2 separate regions of the Homo sapiens genome follow, and region 2 is linked to region 1. A link is a contact called in ENCODE Hi-C data. All regions are on one chromosome and are shown on one strand. The core of a region is the stretch at or near the end of the contact, and the rest is flanking DNA. Distances in the headings are between cores, read along the strand shown.

Region 1 (6,428 bases), core at 475-2,974:
GATTACAGTGTGACCCACCACACCCAGCCTCTATGTCTTCTTTACTCTCCAGCCTAGACAAGTTTCTTCAACCGTTCTTCATGTCACATTTTTAATTCCCCTAAAAGAAACCTTGAAGATGCCTTAGTCCAAATCCCTAGGGAAAGTTAAAGTTCCTAATGAATTAGAAGCAAATGGAGACAAATGCAAAGGTTCTCACTTCTGTGAATCCTTGCCCTAGACACACGCATACCAGGCACACTGCCAAAAGACAGCCATTCTCTCCTGGATCCCCACAGCACTGCATACACAGTTCTTGCCCTGATGGAAACGTACGAGCCATGTTTCCCTCCCCTTTCTGAGCTCACAACTAGACTCCTTCTCAGCCTCCCTATCAGTCCGATGCAGCCATGTGACTGAGTCCTACAGAAAGCAAGTGAGAGAACTGATGAATGTGGGCCACTTCCAGGCCTGGCCCATAAGAACCTCTCATCCCTTTCTGTCTGGCTGCAATGGAAATGGCTATTGTGATCTCGAAGTCCTCAGGATAAAGGTGGCAGAGTCTCCTTCATCTGGGACCCTGAATGACAAGGAGAACTTCCCAGGTCTGAACTTAAGGCTATTTGTCCTACCGTAATACATGGCCCCCATAATATTTTACTCTGCTTGTATACACAGTATGCCTAACTCTTCCAACTAGATGACACTCCTTGAAAATAGGAGCAGTGTCTGCACCCACAACCCCTGGCGGCACAGTGGCTACCTAATAGTGAGAATTCATTAAACACCTAGGAACTAACTACACGAGGACTGACGAGAGAGAGAGTCTAGACTGAATCCTACTCAGTGACTTCCTTTTATTACTACCATACTTTTTCAATAAGCATAATCTCCCACTAGTTTTATAGATGATAGACATTCTCTGTGGAGAGGCTTTGCTCCCAAGATGTTATAAATGTGGTTTATGAATTATTATTTCTGGTATTTGTGAAGCTGTTTCCTCAAGAACGGGGCAAATGCCTGATTTCCCAGTGGATTGACATAATTCTGTTTGTATTGAGTTTAAAGACTGCTTCAGAGTCTTTAAAGTGCCTCATCCCCGGGACAGAAGTCTTTGCCAAGCATCGCAAATGCTGAGTTTGGAATCAGACAGAAGTTTTTTTGAACTCTCTCAGACTACCACATCTGGATGCATTTGATGTGCATCCAGGCAGAAAACAGAAACCTCATTCGAATAACACCAAATGGTAACCCATTCATGCCATATGCCTTTAAAAAAGAAAGTTTACACATTTCTTTCCTTTTATATATTTTTTTCTAGTGAAACATTGGTGACAAAATGTCACAATATGCTGATTTCATGAGTACAGGATAAAATTCATATATTTCAGATATCATATTACCCTCCATTTTTACACAACGTGACTATTGTGCAAGGTATGATTTATCACCATTTCTTTGTTCAGGACTCCCTCCCCCCATTATTATGTTGTCGTCACTCTGTGGTATTCAATACTGGTACTTTGTAAAGGCTGAATCTTGTATAGCACAAGCTTCGCTGTTCCAGCCTCGGAGCTTATAACCTTCAGACAGATCCTTCTTCAAATATAATTATTTGGGAAAATTTAAAATGTACAACTAAGGTTGCTCATAAAATACCTGCCAGCCAAAAATCAGAGGGACTTTCCCATTACCTGTGCCAAGTATATATAGAGCACTAGGACAGGAAAAGTAAGTGTTGTCACATGACCATAAAATGCAGTATGTTTTTTTTTTAAAGAGCCCTACCGCTGGGCTGAATGTTTGAAGAGTCACTTTAAACACATCCTGTAATCAAACCATCTGGAACACAGTGCTGCGATTAGTCACCCTGAACATAGGGCTTTATCTGAACAAATAGTGTATGGCAATGGAGCTTGGGAGATAGGGCAGTACTAACAAAAGGAAGTGTAATGAAACACTTTATGCCCTAGTGTGCCGCCACCCCAGTCATAAACCCCAGAGACACACTGCTCTGGTGTTAATGTACTACTTTATGAAAGCACAGTGAGCTTAAAGATTAAAGGACTGAAGGGCTAAAAATTGCTGGTTTGGATAGATCTTCTCTGTCAGCGGCTGGAATATGTTGGCATCACTCTATCTGCGTTAATTATAACCTCTCAGATGACAGTTGAGCATTCCTATTAGGGTTTGGTGTTATTTTCAGGGCATTAGGAACAGGGTTTGTTTATGGGAGGGTAGTTACGATTCTTGGTTTGCCAGAGGTTAATCTGAACACAGACTTGTTTTTGGTTCATCTAAACCCAATCCACATACAACGACAACAAAAAATGAAACCTTAAGCAATAACAAAAGCAATGGAAAAATGCTGTTCTACTCTGCATTTTAAAACATGATAATCTTTCTTACTTGACTGTACTTATCTCTTTCAAAAGTACATTTGGTCATTGGTATACAATCTATGGAAATCCTTTTTTAAAAAAAAAATCTGAAAGGATTTTCCCCCTAAATACACAGAATAAGCCCTAAACACACACACACACACACACACACACACACACACACACACACACACACACACAGCTAAAGAAACCTTGTTTCCCCATGGGCCTTATGGTTTAATACACAAAAGAACACAGAGCCACTTCCATCACTGTCACCTCCCCTGCAGCCTTTGTTCTGAGGCCTGATGAGCTGTATTGATTTGGGAAAATCATTGAGCTTCTTTGGAAAACTAGACTCTCGCTTATTCACTGCCATCTATTTCTTTCCCATGAAGACAGGTGGTCAATATCCAGCTGACTGGTCAGCTAAAAGAAGCCCAAGCTGCTTTTTTCTTGCTTCCCTAGTAACATTATCATTTCCCACTTCTAGAAGATACAATGGCCTGTTAAGGAGTCTTGTGAGTAAGAAGAGGGAGCAGAAATAAGACTTTTATAAGGCACCACCGGTAACACTAAGATGCTGTCCCATATGTTCACGTGGGAGGCTGCACCGCACATATAGATGGTGACGATATTTTCACTGACCAAGTTTAAGCATCAGTGAAAACTTACAGGGCCCAAGATATAACATGAAAAGAAATACTAAATCAAAACAGATCATTAGAGACCAGGTGCAGTGGCTCACGCCTGTAATCCCTGCACTTTGGGAGGCCGAGGCGGGTGGCTCACGAGGTCAGGAGATCGAGACCATCCTGCCCAACACAGTGAAACCCAGTCTCTACTAAAAAATAAAAAAATAAAAAAATAAAAAATAGCCGGGCCTGGTGGTGGGCACCTGTAGTCCCAGCTACTCGGGAGGCGGAGGCAGGTGAATGGCGTGAACCCGGGAGGCAGAGCTTATAGTGACCTGAGATCGCACCACTGCACTCCAGCCTGGGCGACAGAGCGAGACTCCATCTCAAAAAAACAAACAAACAAACAAACAAAAACAGATCATTAGAGATCAATTAATGTTTACTGTGGAAAGACATGCTTTACTTCTTTTAAATAATCAAAACATATGTTCTACCAAGCAAGTGTCCTAGTTACAAAATGTCTTAGGTGTAATTTAGACATTTTAAGTAACAAAGAGCATCATAAAAAAAAATCACATGGAGATCTTTAGAAAGTAATTTTTAATCAGGAATTTTGATCAGTAACAAAAATATTTGCTTTTAAGTTAGGCAAACATACATATCCTAAAGCAACATTGCCCTTGATGACTTGAGGCCAGCTTTAAAATAAAATAAAATATATGTACTGCACCATTCATATACAATATGTACCCCTTATTGTGTAGACCGTTCCTCTAGTAGTTCCTGCTAAGGTTCCTGGAGTCCCTACTTTGGGGACAGGCAGGCAGAACAGGTTTCAGGTGATAGTGTTGGGGGAGGAGGGAAGAAGACAAGTCCCCTGAGCTTGCTTCAGCAAGGTCAGCAAGTCAGACATTTAACTGGGATGCATCAAAAGCCACCCCCTGTACCCCAAAAGGGATGGCCTTCATGCTGTGGTCCCTCAGCGCTCAGTCAACACACAGCAGGATGCAAGGGACAAAGGAGGACAGGAAGATAGAATCAAATAAAAAAATACAGTCTTCTGAGACAGACATTTGGAGCAATTCAAATGCATAAACTGAATATGTACATGTATAGAGTGTGTGTCTGTATACATTTGTACCAAGGGGTTTTATTTCTTGTCTTTGATTAAACTTCCTAGTAAGTAGCTGCCTCCTTTGAGGCTTAGTGCCACCAAACTAAGCAACAGCATCACTCTGATTTCTAATGCCAAGTTTGAAACTTAATTTTTCTCCTGCTCCTTGTCAGGCACCACTGGTTGGTCTGAAATCTGATGAGTTTGGATGACGATTTCTAGTGTGGGGCAGGTTTCTCAAACCCTCTCCTTTTTTAAAGCCAAATTTCCTCATTAGAGTAGCAGAATGCTTTCTCCTTCTCTTCCTCCTCCCTCTCTTTGTGGGAAGACAAAGGTTCAATGCCCACTGTAACAGAATTGACTCCCCTCCCCAATCCAGTCTCACAAGCTTGTATCATTAGCTTGTTAGGACACATTTTTCTTCTTTTAAATAAAAGTGTTAAAAAGTTTGGGAAAGGTATTTTGTAATTATTGAACTAGGCCTACTATGAGCCATAATAATGACACAGATCTTGTGGTATTACCTCCTAATGGTCATTCCTTTCCTAAGAGTGTTATTTTAGAAGACGGCTATTACAAGTGGCCCTGGGCACATAGCACAGGGCCAGGGTCTGTCAAAATGAGAGGGAAACAGCTTTCACTTACTCCCACTGTCAGACTCAGGAGGTCACTGAAGATAAGCAACTGAAAGAGTGCAGCCATTCAAATCATTGGTCCCAGTCCTTTCCTGCACTTAATATTAATTACAGGATTTTTTTTTTTTTAAGTTAACAACTCAGATACCCAAGCTCTCCACGATGCCATTACTTCGACTAGAAAAAAACAGGTAAAGAGAACAGCAAGCCAGACAAAAATAAATCATCCTTCAGGCAAAAACTCCCCCTCCATGCCACTCACCAAAAGACGAGTACTCTAGGACTAAAAGGGCGTAGAAGGGTGTAAAATGCTCTGAATTTGAGAAGTCATTAACAGCTATCTGCCACTTCCGTATTTTCTGTATCTGGCAGCATAGTCTGTTTCTTGCCCAATTCTTCCCCAGTGGCAGGAGCAAAGGAAGGAGGAGCAGGCAGGAAGGCAAAGTAATTACCAAGATGAATGAAACTGAAAGATGCAAAGGAAATAAAATGTAAGAATGAAAAATCTCATGCCTTGTGGGGAGGGATAGGCAAGGAAAAGGAAATAGGAGCTATTGTCTTCCTAACTCCTCTCATCACCTAGTTTTCCTCACAAACCCACCACCTCTTGTAGATCAGTAGGTCATGGGTGATTAGCAGAGTTCCAGGTTTAAATGCCATTGAATTGCTTGTCAAAATATGTGTAATACAACTACAGATTATAGGACTGTATCTTAAAGTAATTTCTTACCATCCCCAGTCCTTGAGCTGTAAGGAGACAGTGGGAACCAATTGACAATTATGCTCCACATCAAAAAGCTGCTACTGATCCATGTGTCTCACTGGGATTGAAGAGCCAGGCTTCCTATAAATTATGATGCTTTATTTAAAGTCAGAGCGCTTATTTGCTTTTGTGCCAGCTCTGGGCCCTTTTCATCTCTAGCTATACCGGGCCCAGGAGAGCATACATTCCTACCGCTCTGCTGGCCACCAGCTGTGTCCTCTGTAAATCATAAAACCTCTGAACAAGCTATTCTTTACAAAGGCCAACAACATTTACTGGAAATGATCACTCTGCTATTATTCCATTCACTGAAATTTAAAATAGCAATTTACAACAGCAGCCGAAAACAGAAGAACTGCCTCTCTTAACTCTGTGTGTGTGTGTGTGTGTGTGAGAGAGAGAATGGGAGAGATCTGCATGTATATGGCACACAAAGGGGTACATTTTGTGTGTCACCAAAAAGCCACCATCTTTGCAAATCTAGAAAGGAAACAAGGAATATGAATGTCAGAGAAACCAGACTCAGTTTCACCTTTGGCGGCAGGGTGAATGAGGCTTAAGTTGTTGGTGAACCTCCCTGTTCTTCCTGGAGGTGGCCATGCCCTGCAGGCAGTGTGGGAAGTAGTTCCCACATTCTGGTAGAGAAGCCACAGCATGTGGCTCAGGTTCAGAATGCAATAGGGAAAGCTGAAAGGATGAACTCTGCAGTCATTTCTGAGGAGTAGGAAGGAAGAAAGAATAAACAGTGGCCATCAAATGGAGCACCCTAAGCACCTGAAAGCATGTCTCTGGAGACAGAGGCAGACTCACCTGTTCACAACCAGCTTTGTAGCCGCTTCATCTTGAGCTAACCTAAACCTACCTGAGCCTCAGTTTCCTCATCTATAAAATGGGAGTAATATGGATATTAAATAAGAT
Region 2 (6,405 bases), core at 3,023-5,522, 540 kb after region 1:
TTTTTATTGTTTTATGAAGTACAATAATTCTAGGATCAATATAATACCCTTAAAGAGGTTTTATTCATATTTTTCTGGACAGACTGTTATTATTGCAGAGTTTAGACAGGATATTTCTATGGTGAGAGACCCACCCAACAACTGAGAAATTCCGTATGCAATTTGCAGATCTTGATCACATGACATTTCTGATTTTCTCTAGATAGCTAGAGAGGCACAAGTTTAGGAATAGGCCTGTTATAGAAGATGTTGCCTGTGTCCAATCCCTCACACTCTCAGGTGAACTAAACTATTGAGAAGTCTGCATTTGCTACCTTCTGACAGTACAGTATTTTAGAATATTAGCTTTGAGGAGATGGATGAATTAGTCAGAGGTAAAGCTGATTACTATTATTTCAGTGTGGTCCTATTAATGCAGGGAAGAGAAATACTCAATTTTGTGGTCATAGAACGCACACAGATCTCTCCACGGTCATCTTACCAAGCTGCCTCAGTCTCCCAGGGTGCTTTATAACAGAGTACAGATGTTTTAGTACAAATCCATCACCACCACTCAGAAAAACCATGTTAATCAGAAGAAACATCAAAAGCATCAGCTTGGAATCCCAAAGGAGCGGTGGCAGGTGCAGGTAGTGTCACTGCCTCTGACGTGCTGGGGCCGCATTCAGAAGGGATGCTGTCTCTACTGGCAGGCAGAAAGCACTGAGGCCTGAATCACTTGAGTGAGCAAAAGTTTTATCCGAAATATTCAGATAACTTGGGCAAAAGCAAATGTTTGGTTTAAATAGAGTAGATAAGAGACTCAATTTTTCATTTTGCTTTTGTAGATAGGACTGGGTTGATCAACTCAGGAAGAAAGGGAACAAGTATATCCTATTTAAGACTCTAAAATATTTGCCGAGATTTACTGCTATTTCCAAAGAGTCACATAAAGACATGTTGGATATAAAATATTTTATATCTTTAATTGGACTCTAAATTCCTACCATGTGGGGATTATCATTTTTTAAAATTCATTCTATACCTAGCATATTATGGATCACATAGGGACCAACCCGGAATTGTCTGTGAAATAGAATTATTGAATAATTGCATTTACGAACGTCGTCTTCTTTTGGAAGAATATTTCACCTCCTCCATGTCTGCAGATAAAATGCTGATGTGCTTTTTTCTCTTGACATCCAAAATTACAAGTTAAACAAAACAAAACAAAAGTTTGAATGGAGTCAACACATCCAAGTGAATTGAAAAAAGAGATGATATTGAAGTCAGAACAAAAAATGTTTTGTAATTTTAAAGAAAACATAAAGCTGAAGCAAAGCAGCAATAGAAAATGCAACAAATAATCAATTTTTCCCCCACTGAATCTAGGTGCCTTTAACATTGTCAAAAATCACACCAACACCAGTGATACACACAATTTGGATATATTTTGTTTCAATGATCTTTCAGCAAATATTGTCTTGAGATAACTCCATGCCTTGTGACAGTTCTATGATCATTTAAAACATTAAGCTTCAACCAAGGTCAGAGAACAAAGAGAAATGCAAATGCACATATTTAAAACTAACAATGAATCTCACCTTCCAGGAAAAGGATTGCACTTCTACTAGTATAATGGAAAAGTATAGACAGGAAAATATGGTAGAAGCTCCTCTGTTCTCTCTCTCTCTCTCTCTCTCACTCTCTGTCTGTCTCTGTCTCTGTCTCTCTCTCTCTCTCTCTCTCTCTCTCTCTCACACACACACACACACACACACACACACACACACACACACGCCATACTTTATTTTAAAAATATACAGTGAATTGGCTGTTTGGAAGTAACAGGCATCTTAATCTGATTTCACCAGAGTTTTAGGGAATGATTAACTCTTACATTTGCAAAATTGAGTTAGAATGTTTAATACAATGTAATATGAAATTGAAACAGATGAGACTTCTTCATAAATTAAGTGCCTGGAAGATTTGGAAAACTTCTGAGAGAGACATCGTGTGAATTTTTCCTCCCTGCATGTCCGCACTGCAGGTGCAGAGTGGGCAGATAACACATGGAAGCCAGTGTGGCCCTATTTCCCCAGTGTTCACAGGACATGGGGCACAAAGGGCCAGCATCTTTTCGCTGTTGCTGCTTGCCATATTTAGTCACTGAGATCTGGAACGGGCCTGAGGAATGCTGAACTGAACTGTTGCTTATGTCATTAAAAACTCAACTAGGCAGAAAGCTAGGAATGGAGCAGTTGACAAAGATAAAGCCGAGAGCTCTGTGGCTTATCCTTAATTAGGTGTTGGCATTGGTTCTTGTCAAACAAGGGGAAAGAGAGTGTGCTGTAGCACACGGACGCACACAGACAGCCCTAGTCACAGTTGGAGAGAACACAAAGTGCATTCAAGCTGGCATTGAAAGGGATTTAGATAAGTACTCGAGGTAACAAAAATCGAAAAAGGAGGATGATAGCAATGGAAGCTTTAGATGAATTGCAACTGAGTGCACCTTTATTACAGCTTATCAGTCTCCAGACAGCTACAAACCAACCTTCCTAGTGCATTTCTCTTCGTGCTCTCCTGGATTAAAGGTCAAAGTAACTCAGATTTATATGTTCTGTCGCGCGGTCTCAGTCTCTCCCGTTGCTCACGTATATGGAGCCCATATCCCAGGGATTTGGTATCCCTGGCATGAAACTTTGCTCCTTGAATGAAGCAAAAGCCTTTCCTCATTGAAAAGGGTCCATTTTTCTAAAATAACTATCTCATAGGAAGAGGTTGCAAATAATGCAATATTAAAAGATCTCAAAGATGCTACTGGCATAAATACACACATGGCAACGTGCCAGCTCTAATCGTTCTTGTCCATAATTATGGTTATATTTTGCATCGATCTGACATATTCAAAAGCTAATATTCTGGTTTATTAGAACAGAGTCTATATGTATTCTCAACATACACAAAAGCTGTGTGTTTTCATAATATGTATAAGCACTTCAGACGGTAAGCTGTGCACATTGCAGCTAGCAGATGGTAGCTCTTATCACAGATAAAAGCACATATATATGTTTCTGTAACTACACCCTCAGAGAGAACGGATAAGAGAAGAATTCTCTCCACATCACAGCTTACATTACCCATCTACTTAGGCAGCAAACAGCATATGTTTTACTGCTGTGGAAAGGCAGTACTTGAGAGGAAAATATGATTAAAATAAACTTAGAGATAACCTGATGAATAAATACAAAAAACCCCTCTGTGTTAATTGAAAGTTAGGGTGTGTGTGTGCATGTGTGTGTGTGAAGGAAAGGATGTCTTAGTACATTCAGGAAGTAAGAAAATAAAGAGTACATCTTTCAGTGTTGCCGGGTAGAATGCAGGATTCCCAATTAAGTCAACTTTCAAATGAAAAATGAATAATATTTTAGTATAAGTATATTCCAAATTGTGCATGCTCCATATTCCATGCAATATTTGAGACATTCTTATACTAAAATATCATGAGTTGTTTATCTGAAATTCAAATTGGAGCCCCCTAGTCCCCCACACATCATAATTTATTTATTTATTTTGCTAAATCTGACAACCATAGTTTTCAGCTGCTGTTATTAATGGTTTTAATCAGTGTTCCCAGTGTTCCAGGTGAAAGGACAGCTATCAACAGGCAAATCTATTTTGGAAGATATGATTTCAAATATTTGTATGCTTTTTCTGTTCATACAAATCCAGCAAGGATTTTGAACATTTATCTGAATGATGCAGTCAATAATAAAGCTAGTATGGATAACTTAGGAAATAGATCTCCCCGCCCCACATCCCCAGTTTTAGATTCTGGTTTGGAACTATTTGGATAATTATTTCACTTCGGCTATACAAGCTTATCTTTTTTCCCCCATTTATGAATTTGATCTATTATTTTAGACTAAGATCTATTTGCAGTCATAAAATAGGAGACAGGCTTTAAACACTCTACAAGTACACATTTGTATTCTTATGGTGAGATAGGCATTCAACTGGAAGGTTAAATGGAGTTCAGATAATTTCTTTTTTTATTCTTTGCTCTGGCTTTTGTCTCATGTCTTTCAGCAAAAGTGAATAAAGATGTCTCCATTTTACACCAAAAGATTCAATTACTTTTCAAATGCTGGGTCAACATCTGCAGATGAACAATCTTAACCAACGTATTTTGATTCTACACAAACTTATGTGACACTTTTGTTTTCTCTCCAAGAGCAGAGAATAGATTCAAGCCTGCTATTCTGAGCTGGAGCTTCCACTGCCACTAGCACTGAACTTTTGGCAGGCAGCCAACCAATCTCTGTAGCCCAGTGAAACTGATTCCATCTGCTCCAGCAGTGCAATATATTCCACTTCAGGTCAAAAGCGGGGAGCCAGCAGTATTAACATTACACTAATCTGTAAAGACATTTTCACTGGGCTAGATAGGCTAATGTTACACAGGCTTTCAAAGCTTCAAGGGTAAGGAGCAACAGTAATTGTCAGGGGAAGATACAGTAGGCAGTGGATTCTTGCTGAGAATATTCCAAGATAGTCTAGATGAATGGTTCTAAAGAATGAAGAAAGAAAGAAAGAAATACCTTTTAAAAGAGACAAGTCATTTGCTATCTTGTTAAGCAGGTATTTCAAACACAGCTTTGGATCATATGTTTAGCAATTATAAACTCTATTGTCCTTTTTTTTTTCTCATTTACTCCTGTATCCCCAAAACTTCTTAAGCACACACGTTTACACACACACAACCTCAAAGCCTATTAAATAATTGATGAGAAGTACAATCTCTATTTAATCTCTATTTAAAAAACCTAGCTGGAAATAAATTGCTTAGTATAACCTTGGTGTTATAAAATGAGAACTATTTCCAAGCTCTTAACAGATTTGTTAAATAAAAGTGAGCATGTGGCTAACCCCTCCTCCATCTTCTCCTCCCCCTCTACTTCATCCCAGCTACCCCTCCCTGCTTTTCTGTGGTTTGTAGAAAATATGCATAGTTTGGGGATACACAGCTCTATAATCAATTGCTCTTTAAACATAAGATACCAAGGACTTTATTATAGGCCCTTAATGGAAAATACACTGAAGGAGAATACTCTGAAAGCAGATTAATGTATACGATGGAAATTTAATACCAGTAGCAGAAAGGGTCTTTTTCATTTCCCTAGTTCTTTGGTTGGGGGGAGAAAGGTAGTTTAAGATTCATGCCTTCAGGCACATCAGAAGGCATTAACAACTACATTTCAGGAAATTGTAATGTATAAAAATTCAATTTAGCCTGCTTGATTTTCTTTTAGTAGAAGAGGAAAAATGTTTGGCTGGAAATAAACCGTATGAAAATTCCCACAATTAGGAAGTATACAGCTATGTTTTTGCTATAATTTGATGTTATGCACAGTTGACGTGAAAAATTACTTTTGTGCTAGAATGATAGATTTCCCTCTAGATGGAAATATGCTATCTCTGTAATTTAAAAAGTAACAAAACCCACACATAATTTCAGTTTTCTTTCCTTACAGAGTAAGTGAAAATCTAGGGTTATACAAAGTTTTCACTTATCTTCCTCTTTTTTAAACTTAAATATGAAAGCTGTTTGGAAATTTGTAAAACTATTGGGCTTTTCAATCTCAGAAAATAATGAAGTAAATTTGGCAAGCATTTTTATTGTACATATTTAACACTTACTCCCTCCATTTATTCCTTGTCATAAAAATTTGGCTATAAAAGGAACTAAACTTACATAGAATTGAAGACCTCCCCTTCTTTTTTTTTTTTTTTTTTTTTTTTTTTACAGTTCTCCATCTAAATGGAAAATTCACACAGGGTACAGGCTAATGAATATGCATGAGTCTTCATGCATTGATATACATATGATTTCTCGTCTATAAAGAACGGTTTGGAAGACTTGTTATCTGACCAGAAAAGCCTGTAGTAAGTTGAGATAAAGGATGCTGACTCCAATCCCCTCAGCCTTTGCAACTGCTTTATATTCTAATCACTGCGCTAAGCATCTGTCCCCGGCAGGCAGCTTGTTCAATCTAGCAGATAACGAATGCAGCCCAATGGTGGCTGTGCTGGCCCTTCCCCACGCACGCGAGGAGCTAGTGTTCCATTCCTCTGATTACACAGGCAGCGGGAAAGCACTCTCAGAGCTGTAATTGCCTCCGTTTTGAAACATCTTCACCTGTTAGCCAAAGCTAAGTTGAATCACAGCAGAAATTATTAACAGTGGCTGTTTTCAAGCCAGCTTAATTTGAGCTGATGCTGCTGTTCACTTAACCCAGATGAATAGGTGTGCAGGACGAGAGTCTAAGCAGAGATGACACCCCAATGAATATTCGCTCGCAGCCCTGCTGCGGGGAGCTGGCTTGCACAACAACAGACGATTGTTAAAAAGCTAAGGGGGAC

The links. A loop is a pair of places that touch in the nucleus more often than their neighbours do. Pooled maps may share reads with other maps.
Region 2: a map of heart left ventricle shows a loop between it and region 1 (2.8-fold over the local background). The contact joins two enhancer-like sites. A Hi-C loop is called at or near these places in 2 of 168 maps with a recorded cell type or tissue (heart left ventricle and psoas muscle), 7 of 37 single-sample maps with no recorded cell type and 5 of 50 pooled maps.

What each region holds. Positions count from the first base shown.
Region 1 is chr5:124,654,292-124,660,719 of GRCh38, forward strand. All of the region lies in intron 3 of ZNF608 (zinc finger protein 608), which reads right to left. Among named protein-coding and RNA genes, the nearest start is that of ZNF608, 89 kb to the right of the region's middle. RefSeq lists an enhancer at 6,012-6,428. Within about 2 kb of position 1,725, at least 19 of the 41 ENCODE cell types and tissues checked have a DNase peak (open chromatin) inside an H3K27ac peak, as active enhancers do.
Region 2 is chr5:125,194,444-125,200,848 of GRCh38, forward strand. The region is part of intron 4 of LOC101927421 (a long non-coding RNA gene); the gene reads left to right. Among named protein-coding and RNA genes, the nearest start is that of LINC02240, 300 kb to the right of the region's middle. Within about 2 kb of position 4,273, at least 4 of the 41 ENCODE cell types and tissues checked have a DNase peak (open chromatin) inside an H3K27ac peak, as active enhancers do.